Linked DNA regions of Homo sapiens: region 1 is linked to region 2. Evidence: read pairs that join two places in POLR2A ChIA-PET (ENCODE). Cell type or tissue: Panc1. All regions are shown on one strand. Links, peaks and the distances in the headings refer to the core of each region. The heading gives the core; the rest is flanking DNA.

Evidence for each region. ChIA-PET counts read pairs that join two places held together with the same protein. Peaks named below come from ENCODE experiments on the same cell type or tissue, not always from the same donor. Only the 100,000 strongest peaks of a DNase experiment are listed, where the experiment ranks them.
Region 1: POLR2A ChIA-PET joins it to region 2 with 6 read pairs; 7 of 35 experiments call an interaction of 5 or more read pairs at or near these places.

Annotation. Positions count from the first base shown.
Region 1 is chr7:100,516,613-100,521,986 of GRCh38, reverse strand. LOC107986829 (a long non-coding RNA gene) reads right to left here. Exons shown (of 4, transcript XR_001745301.2): 3 at 5,231-5,374; 4 at 1-2,103. Among named protein-coding and RNA genes, the nearest start is that of AGFG2, 20 kb to the left of the region's middle. In Panc1, for the core only: no CTCF peak of the experiment used is centred there; no DNase peak of the experiment used is centred there.
Region 2 is chr7:100,447,765-100,453,138 of GRCh38, reverse strand. No RefSeq gene overlaps it. Among named protein-coding and RNA genes, the nearest start is that of PPP1R35-AS1, 14 kb to the right of the region's middle. RefSeq lists a silencer at 2,250-2,349. In Panc1, for the core only: CTCF peaks have their summits at 2,299 (motif pointing right) and 2,505 (motif pointing right); DNase peaks (open chromatin) are centred at 2,228 and 2,508; H3K4me3 peaks cover 1,105 bases; H3K27ac peaks cover 772 bases.

The DNA.
Region 1 (5,374 bases), core at 183-5,182, 69 kb before region 2:
GAGTGCAGTGGCACAATCATGGTTCACTACAGCCTGGACCTCCTGGGCTCAAGTGATCCTCCCAGCTCAGCTGCTGGAGTAGCTGAGACTATAGGCGCATGCCACCATGCCCAGCTAATTTTCTCATTTTTTGTAGAGACAGAGTCTCCCTATGTTACCCAGGCTAGTCTTGAACTCCTGGGCTCCAGTGATCCTACTGCCTTGGCCTCCCAAAGTGCTGGGATTACAGGTGTAAGCCATAGTGCCTGGCCTTTGGATGGTTTTATGCCTAGATAAAAACTCTATTACTATGGAAGAATGGAAGGATACTGGTGGAATTAGTCACATTCTCTGCTACACAGTCTTGAACATTTCCTGAACATTCTCAGGAAGCTATCAGTAGAGTACACCACCTACGTAAAGCGATAAAGCAAGAAAGAAGACTTGGGATCCATGAGTGAGGGTATCCAATTCAACAAAGACGAAGGGAGTCCCTAGGGTAATAGTGAGAGGAGACCCCAAAATGACAGCTGAGTTGCTGCCCTAGAAAGCAGCTAGTCCAAAGTAGAGAAGATCAGAAGGTAGGTTTCACAGAGAGCAGGCAATAAGATTTTTAAAAAGGTAAAAAAAAAAGAAACAAATCAGAAGGTTCTTGGAGGGATTCCTTCAAGAAGATGAAACTGACTGAAGACCTAATAATTTACCTTCACCTAGCAGGTGCAGCAATATGCCTTCACTGCCCTGTGACAATCTACTCTGTATGTTTGAACATAATGAGAAGACTTATTTTACAGCAGGGATTCAATTAGGATTAATACCTAGAAACATCGGCAAACCAAAAGATAAGGCAATTATTAACTCCAAGGGAAACAAATGGCTCAATTATGAATAGCATATATACACTTATAAAAATATAACCCTAGGACAGGCGCGGTGGGTCACACCTGTAATCCCAGCACTTTGGGGGGCCGAGGCAGGTGGCTCGCCTGAGGCCAGGAGTTTGAGACCAGGCTGACCAACATAGCGAAACCCCGTCTCTACTAAAAATACCAAAAAAAAAAAAAATTAGCTGGGCGTGGCAGTGGGCGCCTGTAATCCCAGCTACTTGGGAGGCTGAGGCAGGAGAATCGCTTGAAACCAGGAGGCGGAGGTTGCAGTGAGCCGAGATCGTACCATTGTACTCCAGCCTGGGTGACAAGAGTGAAACTCCGTCTCTCTCTCTCTCTCTCTCTCTCTCTCTCTCTCTCTATATATATATATATATATACACACACACACACATACTTACACACATATACGTATATATATGTGTATACATATACACACATATACATATATACTTATATATATATGTATACATATATGTGTGTGTATATATATACACACACATACATAAAATCCTAAATCTCTTTCTAACTAAAATGACAAATACAGAGCCTCCCTGACTTATGATGGAACTGTGTCCTGATTAATTCATTATAAAATCAAGAAAATCCTTAAGTCAAACCATCCTAGCTCCCTGACTTATGATGGGACTGAGTCCTGATTAACTCATTGTAAAGTTAAGAAAATCATTAAGTCAAACCATCCTAAATTGGGGGACTGTCTGTGTTCAGAGGATGGTGGGATGGGAAGTGTGTGTGTGTGTGTGTGTGTGTGTGTGACTGGTGTGTGTGTGTGTGACTGGTGTGTGTGTGTGTGACTGGTGTGTGTGACTGGGAAGTGAAAGAGAGCTAACCCTCACTGTCCACACGGTAAGTCAATAGATAATAGGTAATACTGAAAAAAAAAACCAAGAGCTAAAGACATAACTGTATTATTTAGACATATAAATATAAACCAAATAACAAAAGATCAGCTATAAGAACTGAAAAAATGCTTACTTCTGAGGAGCTGAAAATGGAGGAGAGTTGAAAAGGATCTTCTCTTTTTTCTAACATGTCTTTGGAAGTATTTAACTCTTTAAATTACGACCACGTCCAAATTTATTAAAAATAAGACACAAATTTGGCTGGGCGTGGTGACTCATGCCTATACTTCCAGCACTTTGGGGGGCCAAGGCAGGAAGATCGCTTGAGGCCAGGGGTTAGACGCCAGGCTGGGCAACACAACAAGACTCCATCACTACAAAAAATAAAAAGTAAAATAATTAGCCAGTGTGGTAGCCAGCTACTAGGGAGGCTGAGGTGGGAGGATTGTTTGAGCCCAGGAGTTTAAGGCTGCAGTGAGCCATGATCATGCCACTGCACTACTGCAGCCTGGGCAACAGAGTGAGACCCTGTTTCCAAACAAAACAAAACAAAACAAAACAAAACCCAACCTAAAACATAAGTTTTAAAAAATGAAAAGATAGGCTGGCCGCGGTGGCTCATGCCTGTATTCCCAGCACTTTGAGAGGCCGAGGCGGGCAGATCACCTGAGGTTGGGAGTTCAAGACCAGCCTGACCAACATGGAGAAACCCCATCTCTACTAAAAATACAAAATTACCCGGGCGGTGGTGGTGCATGCCTGTAATCTCAGCTACTCAGGAGGATGAGGCAGGAGAATTGCTTGAACCCAGGAGGCAGAGGTTGCAGTGAGCTGAGATCGCGCCATTGCACTCTAGCCTGGGCAACAAGAGCGAAACTCCATCTTAAAAAATAAATAAATATGAAAAGATAAATTAATCAGATTTTCTTTCTTGGGCCTTTTAGGTGAGAAATGTGGAACCGGGTAGAAGGAGACAAACACTAACAAGTGGTAGGTGGTGGCTAAATCACATTGACACTTGGAGGGAGAGGGAACATTCACCAATTCCTTTTTTTTTTTTTTTGAGATGGAGTCTCGCTCTGTCGCCCAGGCTGGAGAGCAGTGGCACAATCTCGTCTCACTGCAACCTCTGCCTCCCAGGTTCAAGCGATTCTCCTGCCTTAGCCTCCCTAGTAGTTGGGACTATAGGCGTGTGCCACCACACCCAGCTAATTTTTTTGTATTTTTAGTAGAGACGGGGTTTCACCGTGTTAGCCAGGATGGTATCCATCTCCTGACCTTGTGATCTGCCCGCCTCAGCCTCCCAAAGTGTTGGGATTACAGGTGTGAGCCACCGTGTCTGGCCCATTCGCCAATTCCTATTGTGAAGCACCTAGAGTTTTTCCTGGACTCAGAACTTCCTTGGGTTTCAACCTACATGAATTCTGATTCCACTATGGCTTAGTTCTAAGAGATCAGGTCTCCCTTATCTATCTCTTTCTCTTACTTGAGCTTTGTTGAGTGAACTTTTTTGTTTCTTGCAGTGAAAAAAGCCCTGCTAAAATAGAGGTAGATGCTGCTTCCAGAATTCCTTATTAGTTGAAAGTATAAAATGTAGCAAGTTGGCCTGATGCAGTGGCTCATTCCTGTAATTCCAGCCCTTTGGTAGGCCAAGACAGGATCACTTGAGCTCCGGTGTCCAAGACCAGCATGGGCAACATAGGGAGACCCACATCTCTACAAATAATTTAAAAATAATATGACTGTGACAAATGATTGGAAAGAAAAAAAATTTAAAAATTAATAAATAATTTTTAAGGCCAGGCGTGGTGGCTCACACCTGTAATCCCAGCACTTTGGGAGGCTGAGGCAGGTGGATCATGAGGTCAGGAGATCGAGACCATCCTGACTAACACGGTGAAACCCTGTCTCTACTAAAAATACAAAAAAATTAGCTGGGTGTGGTGGCGGGTGCCTATAGTCCCAGCAACTCGGGAGGCTGAGGCAGGAGAATGGCGTGAACCCAGGAAGTGGAGCTTGCAGTGAGCCGAGATCGCGCCACTGCACTCCAGCCGGGATGACAGAGCGAGACTTTGTCTCAAACAAACAAACAAAAATAATAATAATTTTTAAAAAGAAATAAAAATTAGCTGGGTGTGGTGGTGTGTACCTGTGGTCCCAGGTACTCCACAGGCTGAGGTGGGAGGCTGAGGTGGGAGGATCACTTGAGCCCTGGAGGTTGAGGCAGCAGTGGGCCATGATCATGCCACTGCACTCCAGCTTGGGTGACAGAGCAAGACCCTGTCTCAAAAAATAAAATAAATAAAATGCAGCAATTTGTCCTTCATTCTCTGCCCTCCCATCCCCCACATTTTGAAGGAGATCTTATATTACTAAGGAATATTCATTGCTAATTATTATTCATTACTAATGAATATTCATTACAACTTACTATTCATTACTAATGATTTTCTAAGCTCTACTGATGTGACAGGTCCTTGCATTTCTGCCAGTTATATCTCACAACCCCATTACATCCACGTCTCAGCAAGACCTGGGGGATCTTTGATACTTCAAGTCCAAGGCAAATCAGCATGATATTGTCAATGACGATCAGGATGACATCCTACAGAGGAGTCAGTTAGTGTGATCAACCATCCCAGTTTGCCAGGGACCTGGGGGCTTCCTAGGATGCAGAACTTTCAGTGCCCGAATAACAGTTTCAGGTAAACCTAGATGGCTGGTCCCTAGGTAAAGTGGACTAGGTCCCTGTGAAAGGATACTGCTACCCCTTCCAGGTAAAGATAAATAGCTGGGATGGGTAAAGAGAAACAGAGGCCAGGTGCAATGGTTCATGCCTATAATCCCAGCACTTTGGGAGGCTAAGGAGGGAGAATTGCTTGGTGCTAGGAGTTGGGAGACCAGTCTGGGCCACATAGTGAAATGCCATCTCTTTAAAAAAAAAAATTAAAAAAATTAAAAAAAAATTTAGCCAGGTGCAGTGGCATGTGCCTGCAGTTTTTTATTTGTTTGTTTGGGTTTTTTTGTTTGTTTTGATTTGTTTTGAGACGGAGTCTCTCTGTTACCTAGGCTGGAGTGCAATGGCGTGATCTCGGCTCACTGCAACCTCTGCCTCCTGGGTTCAAGCAATTCTCCCGCCTCAGCCTCCCGAGTAGCTGGGAATACAGGTGCCCGCCACCACGCCCTAATTTTTGTATTTTTTTTTTTTTAGTAGAGACGGGGTTTAACCATGTTGGTCAGGCTGGTCTCAAACTGTTGACCTCAGGTGGTCCACCCACTTTGGCCTCCCAAAGTGCTGGGATTACAGGCATGAGCCACTGTGTCCATCCGTGCCTGTGGGTTTGAGGCTGTGATGAGCTGTGGTTGTGCCTCTGTACTCCACTGTGGGCAACAGAGTGAGACCCTTTCTCTAAATTGAAGACAGCATATCAAGTACCCACGTAATTAAGCCCAAGGTAATCCTCCATTATTTTTCAAGTCCTGTCCATCTTTGGTACTAACCAGCCTGGAGAAACAGCCTCCAAGGTTCCCATCCTCCTCTTCAGGAACTCTGGGTCAAGAAACTTATTCAGGGCCAGGCACAGTGGCTCACACTTGTAATTCCAACACTTTGGGAGGCCAAGGCAGGAGGAGACCAGCCTGGGC
Region 2 (5,374 bases), core at 49-5,048:
AGCTTGCAGTGAGCTGAGATCTTGCCACTGCACTCTGGTCTGGGTGACAGAGTGAGACTCCATCTCAAAAAAAGAAAAAAAAATTAGCTGGGCATGGTGGCGCGCACCTGTCATCCCAGCTACTCGGGAGGCTGAGACAGGAGAATTGCTTGAACCTGGGAGGCAGAGGTTGCAGTGAGCTGAGATCACGCCACTGAACTCCAGCCTGGGCGATAGAATCAGACTCTGTCTTCAAAAAATAAAAATAAAAATAACAAACTTCCTCAGGCTTCAGGGAGTGTTGAGTTAACCTGCAGAAACAAGGTAAGTTCCTGGGAGGTGCTAACTAGCAGTTGCCGGAGACAGAACCAGCCCAGCCTTTGGGCTCACAAAGACCAGGTTCAAATTCTGCCTTTCCTGGCTGTGTGACCTTCAGCAAGTGAATTAACCTGTCTGAATCTCTGTCTCAAAAGCAAGGCTCTGTCTCAAGAAAAAAAAAAAAGGAAAATAAATGAAATAGTTATTAGAGTGTGGTCCTGGACCAGAGCATCGCATTCCCCAGAGAGTAGTAGAAATTCAAACTCCAGGCCCTGCACCGCAGACCTACTGAATCAAAAACCCTAGGATGGGGGCCAGCAATCTGTTTGAACACGCCTGCTGAAGTTTGGGAATCACTGCCACACTGCATGGGAATGTAGACTGTTGGGATTCTGAAGCTTAGGACATATCACAATCTCCTGAGAGCTTGTTAAAAACACAGATTCCAGGCCGGGCATGGTGGCTCACACCTGTAATCCCAGCACTTTGGGAGGCTGAGGCAGGTGGATCACGAGGTCAGGAGATGGAGACCATTCTGGCTAACGCAGTGAAACCCCGTCTCTACTAAAAATACGAAAAATTAGCCAGGCGTGGCGGCACTCACCTGTAGTCCCAGCTACTTGGGAGGCTGAGGCAGGAGAATTGCTTGAACCCGGGAGGTAGAGGTTGTAGTGAGTGGAGATTGCACCACTGCACTCCAGCCCGGTGACAGGGCGAGACTCTGTCTCAAAAAAATAAAACAAAAACAAAAAATAAAATAAGAAAAAAAAAACACAGATTCCAGGCCATGAACGGTGGCTCACGCCTGTAATCTCAGCACTTTGGGAGGCCAAGGCGGGTGGATCACCTGAGGTCAGGAGTTCAAGACCAGCCTGGTCAACATGGTGAAACCCTGTCTCTACAAAAATATAAAAATTAGCTGGGCATGATGGCAGGTGCCTGTAATCTCACCTATCTGGGAGGCTGAGGCAGGAGAATCGCTTGAACCTGGGAGGCAGAGGTTGCAGTGAGCCGAGATCAAGCCACTGCACTCCAGCCTGGGCAGCAGAGCAAGACTCCGTCTGAAAAAAAAAAAAAAACCCACAGATTCCAACTGGGTGTGGTGGCTCATGCCTGTAATCTTAGCACTTTGGGAGTCCAAGGTGGCAGGATCACTTGAGCCCAGGAGTTTGAGGCCAGCCTGGGCTACATAGCCAGACCCCATCTCTACAAAACAAACAGACAAAAAAGAAAAGTAGCTGCTGGTGGTGGTGGTATGTGCCTGTGGTCCCAGCTGCTCGGGAGGCTGAGGTGGAGGATGGCTTGAGCCCAGGAGTTTGAGGCTGCAGTGAACCATGATGATGCCGCTGCACTCCAGCCTGGGCAACAGAGCGAGAGCCTGTCTCAAACCAGACAAGACAAAACAAAACAAAAACCAGATTTTTGGCCTCAAAGTCAGAAACTGAGGTGGGGTCTGGGAATCCTTTTTTTTTTTTTTTTTTTGAGATGGGGTCTCACTCTGTTGCCCAAGCTGGAGTGCAGTGGCACAATCTCGGCTCACTGCAACCTCCGCCTCCCGGGTTCAAGCGATTCTCCTGCCTCAGCCTCCAGAGTAGCTGGGATTACAGGCGTGCACCACCACGCCCGGCTAATTTTTATATTTTTAGTAGAGACGGGGTTTCACCATGTTGGCCAGGCTGGTCTCGAACTCTTGACCTCGGGTGATCTGACCACTTCGGCCTCCCAAAGTGTTGGGATTACAGGCATGAGCCACCACGCCCGCTGGAATCGATATTTTAACCGGAGATGAGTTTTATTGGGGTGGGGGGTGCCCCGGAGGCTGCACTGCGGGGAGATCACAGAAGGCACCTTGGGGTATTGGAGACTCTGGCCTGGGGGACTGAGGACTCCCCTTGGGTGGAGGAGGGGAGATGCAGCTGGAGAGAGGACACCTGGACACCTGCCCAATCCAGTGACGTCAGCCTCGTCTGCTGTCAGAAGGGGGCGGGGCCTCGGGGGCGGAGTCTCTCCCGCCTCAGCCCTCGGTCTAGTCTGGCCACCTTCCCAGTCTGGTGGGTGCAGGTGGGGAGAAGCCTGGGTCTGGGGGCAACAAGCGCGGGTAAGACCTGTAGGGGGCCAGCTAGGGACGCCAGCGGGGGCCGGGTGGTCGGGCGTGGCGGCCGCGGCGAAGCTGGGGGACTTGAACAGCCTGTCTCGTCTTGGTCCTGACCTCCAGGTGGCGCCGCGGTGCGCGGACCGGCGTTAAGGTCGCGTCGCCCTTGGCCTCTGGCTGGGGAAGCCCCTACGGCCTAATGGGGGTGGTGGAGGAACTGCTAGAGGGGCTCTAGGCCATAGCCGGGAACAGAGAGACCTCCCTATGTGAGCCCCCGGAGACCCTGACCGCGGGCTCTGCCGCTCCTCCCAGCACCCCTACGACATTAGCCGATGGGGGAGCCGACATTAGCGGATGGATTCTTAAACACTAAAGGGTCTCCAGAGCATAAAATGGGCACTGGTGACACTGCTTCCACGGGACGGTTAGTTTCTAGTGAAAACAGCTTCTCCACTGCGCATGATGGCTCATGTCTGTAATCCTGACATTTCGGGAGGCCAAGGTAGGGAGAACTGCTTGAGCCCAGGAGTTCAAGACCAGCCTGGGCAATATAGTGAGACCCCATCTGTCGCTTTTTTTTTTTTTTTTGAGACGGAGTCTTGCTCTGTCGCCCAGGATGGAATGCGGTGGCGCGATCTCGGCTCATTGCAACCTCCACCTCCCAGGTTCAAGCGATTGTCGTGCCTCAGCCTCCCGAGTAGCTGAGATTACAGGCATGTGCCACCACGCCCAGCTCATTTTTTTGTATTTTTAGTAGAGAGATGGGGTTTCACCATGTTGGCCAGGCTGGTCTGGAACTCCTGACCTTAAATAATCCACCTGCTTTGGCCTCCCAAAGTGCTGGGGTTACAGGCGTGAGCCACTGCGCCCAACCATGAGACCCTATTTCTAAAAAAAATAATTTTAGGCCGGGTGCGGTAGCTCACGCCGGTAATCCCAGCACTTTGGGAGGCGGAGGAGGGTGGATCACCTGAGATCAGGAGTTCCTGACCAACCTGGCCAACATGGTGAAACCCTGTCTCTACTAAAAATACAAAAATCAGCCGGGCATGGTAGTGGGCGCCTGTAATCGCAGCTACTAAGGAGGCTGAGGCAGGAGAATCGCTTGAAACCGGGAGGCAAAGGTTACAGTGAGCCGAGATTGCGCCACTGCACTCCGCCTGGGCAACAGAATGAGACTCCGTCTCAAAAAAAAAAAAAAAGAAAAGAAAAGAAAAGAAAAAATAAATAATAATTAAATTAACTGGCCATAGTGCCATGCACCTAAAAGTCCCAGCTACTTGGGAGGCTGAGGTGGGAGAATTGCTTGAGTCCAGGAGTTAGAGGCTGCAGTGAGCTGTGATTGCATCACTGCACTCCAGCCTGGTTAACAGAGCAAGACCTTGTCTCAAAACAAAACAAAATTCAACAAAACAAATCCTGCCTCATCCGATTCTTGGCCAGGACACACTGGTGTGGAAACCCTCCTTCCCCACCAAGTTCGCATCCTGCCCGGCCCCCCGGGTTCCACCTGCAGCCACTCTATCCCTCTAGCCCAGAACTAACCCAGCCTCCACCCCTTGTCGTCCCTTTGTTTTCAGGATAACCTGAAATCCTAGCACTTTTGGAATAAACCTGTAATCCTAGCACTTTGGGAGTCCAAGGTGGCAGGATCGCTTGAGCCCAGGAGTTTGAAGCCAGCCTGGGCTACATAGCCAGACCTCATCTCTACAAAACACTCCCTGTGCCCTGGCCTTTCCTCAGCCTGGGGGCCAGTAGAAAAAGTGTGGGGCATTTCGAGGTTTTTCTCAGGTTGAAGGACTGGCAAGGTGTGTCTGTGGTAGTAACTTGTGGGGAAGGGACTGGGCCCTGATTCTCAGGGCTCTGCTTTGAGCCTAGGCTATATTTTATTTAATTTTAATATTTATTTATTTGTTTGTTTTGTTTTGTTTTTAGTTGTTTGAGAAGGAGTTTCGCTCTTGTTGCCCAGGCTGGAGTGCAGTGGCGTGATCTCGGCTCATTGCAACCTCTGCCTCCCAGGTTCAAGCGATTCTCCTGCCTCAGCCTCCCGAGTACCTGTGATTACAGGCATCTGCCACCACACTCCGCTAATTTTTGTATTTTTAGTGGAGACGGGGTTTCACCATGTTGGCAAGGCTGGTCTCAAACTCCTGATCTCAGGTGATCTACCACCTTAGTTAGCCTCCCAAAGTGCTGGGATTACAGGCATGAGCCACCGGGCCCGGCCTTATTTATTTTATTTATTTTTATTTATTTTTTTTGAGACAGAGTCTCACTCTGTCGCCCAGGCTGGAGTGCAGTGGTGAAATCTTGACTCACTGCAACCTCTGCCTCCCAGGTTCAAGCGATTCTCCTATCTCACCCTCCTGAGTAGCTGGGACTACAGGCGCACGCCACCACACCTGGCTAATGTTTGTATTTTTAGCAGAGATGGGGTTTCACCATATTGGTTAGGCTGGTCTCGAACTCCTGACCTCAGGTGATCCATCCGCCTCTGCCTCCTAGAGTGCTGGGATTACAGGCGTGAGCCACCACGCCCGGCCATAATTTATTTTATTTTTGAGACAGTGTCTTGCATGTCACCCAGGCTGGAGTGCAGTGGTGCAATCACAGCTCCCTGCAACTTCTGCTTCCCGGGGTCAAGCGATCCTCCCATCTCAGCCTCCCAGGTAGCTGGGACTACAGGCATGTGCCATCAAGCCTGGCTAATTTTCTGTATTTTTGGAAGAGATGGGGCTGGTCTCGAACTCTTGAGCTCAAGTGATCTGCCTGCCTCAGCCTCCCAAAGTGTTGGGATTAAAGGCGTGAGCCACCGTGCCTGGCCTTAAGCTTCTTTTCTTCTTTTTTTTTTTTTTCCTTGAGACGGCATTTCACTCTTGTTGCCCAGGCTGGAGTGCAATGGTGCAATCTCGGCTCACCACAACCTCCACCTCCTGGGTTCAAGCGATTCTCCTGCCTCGGCCTCCCAAGTAGCTGGGATTACAG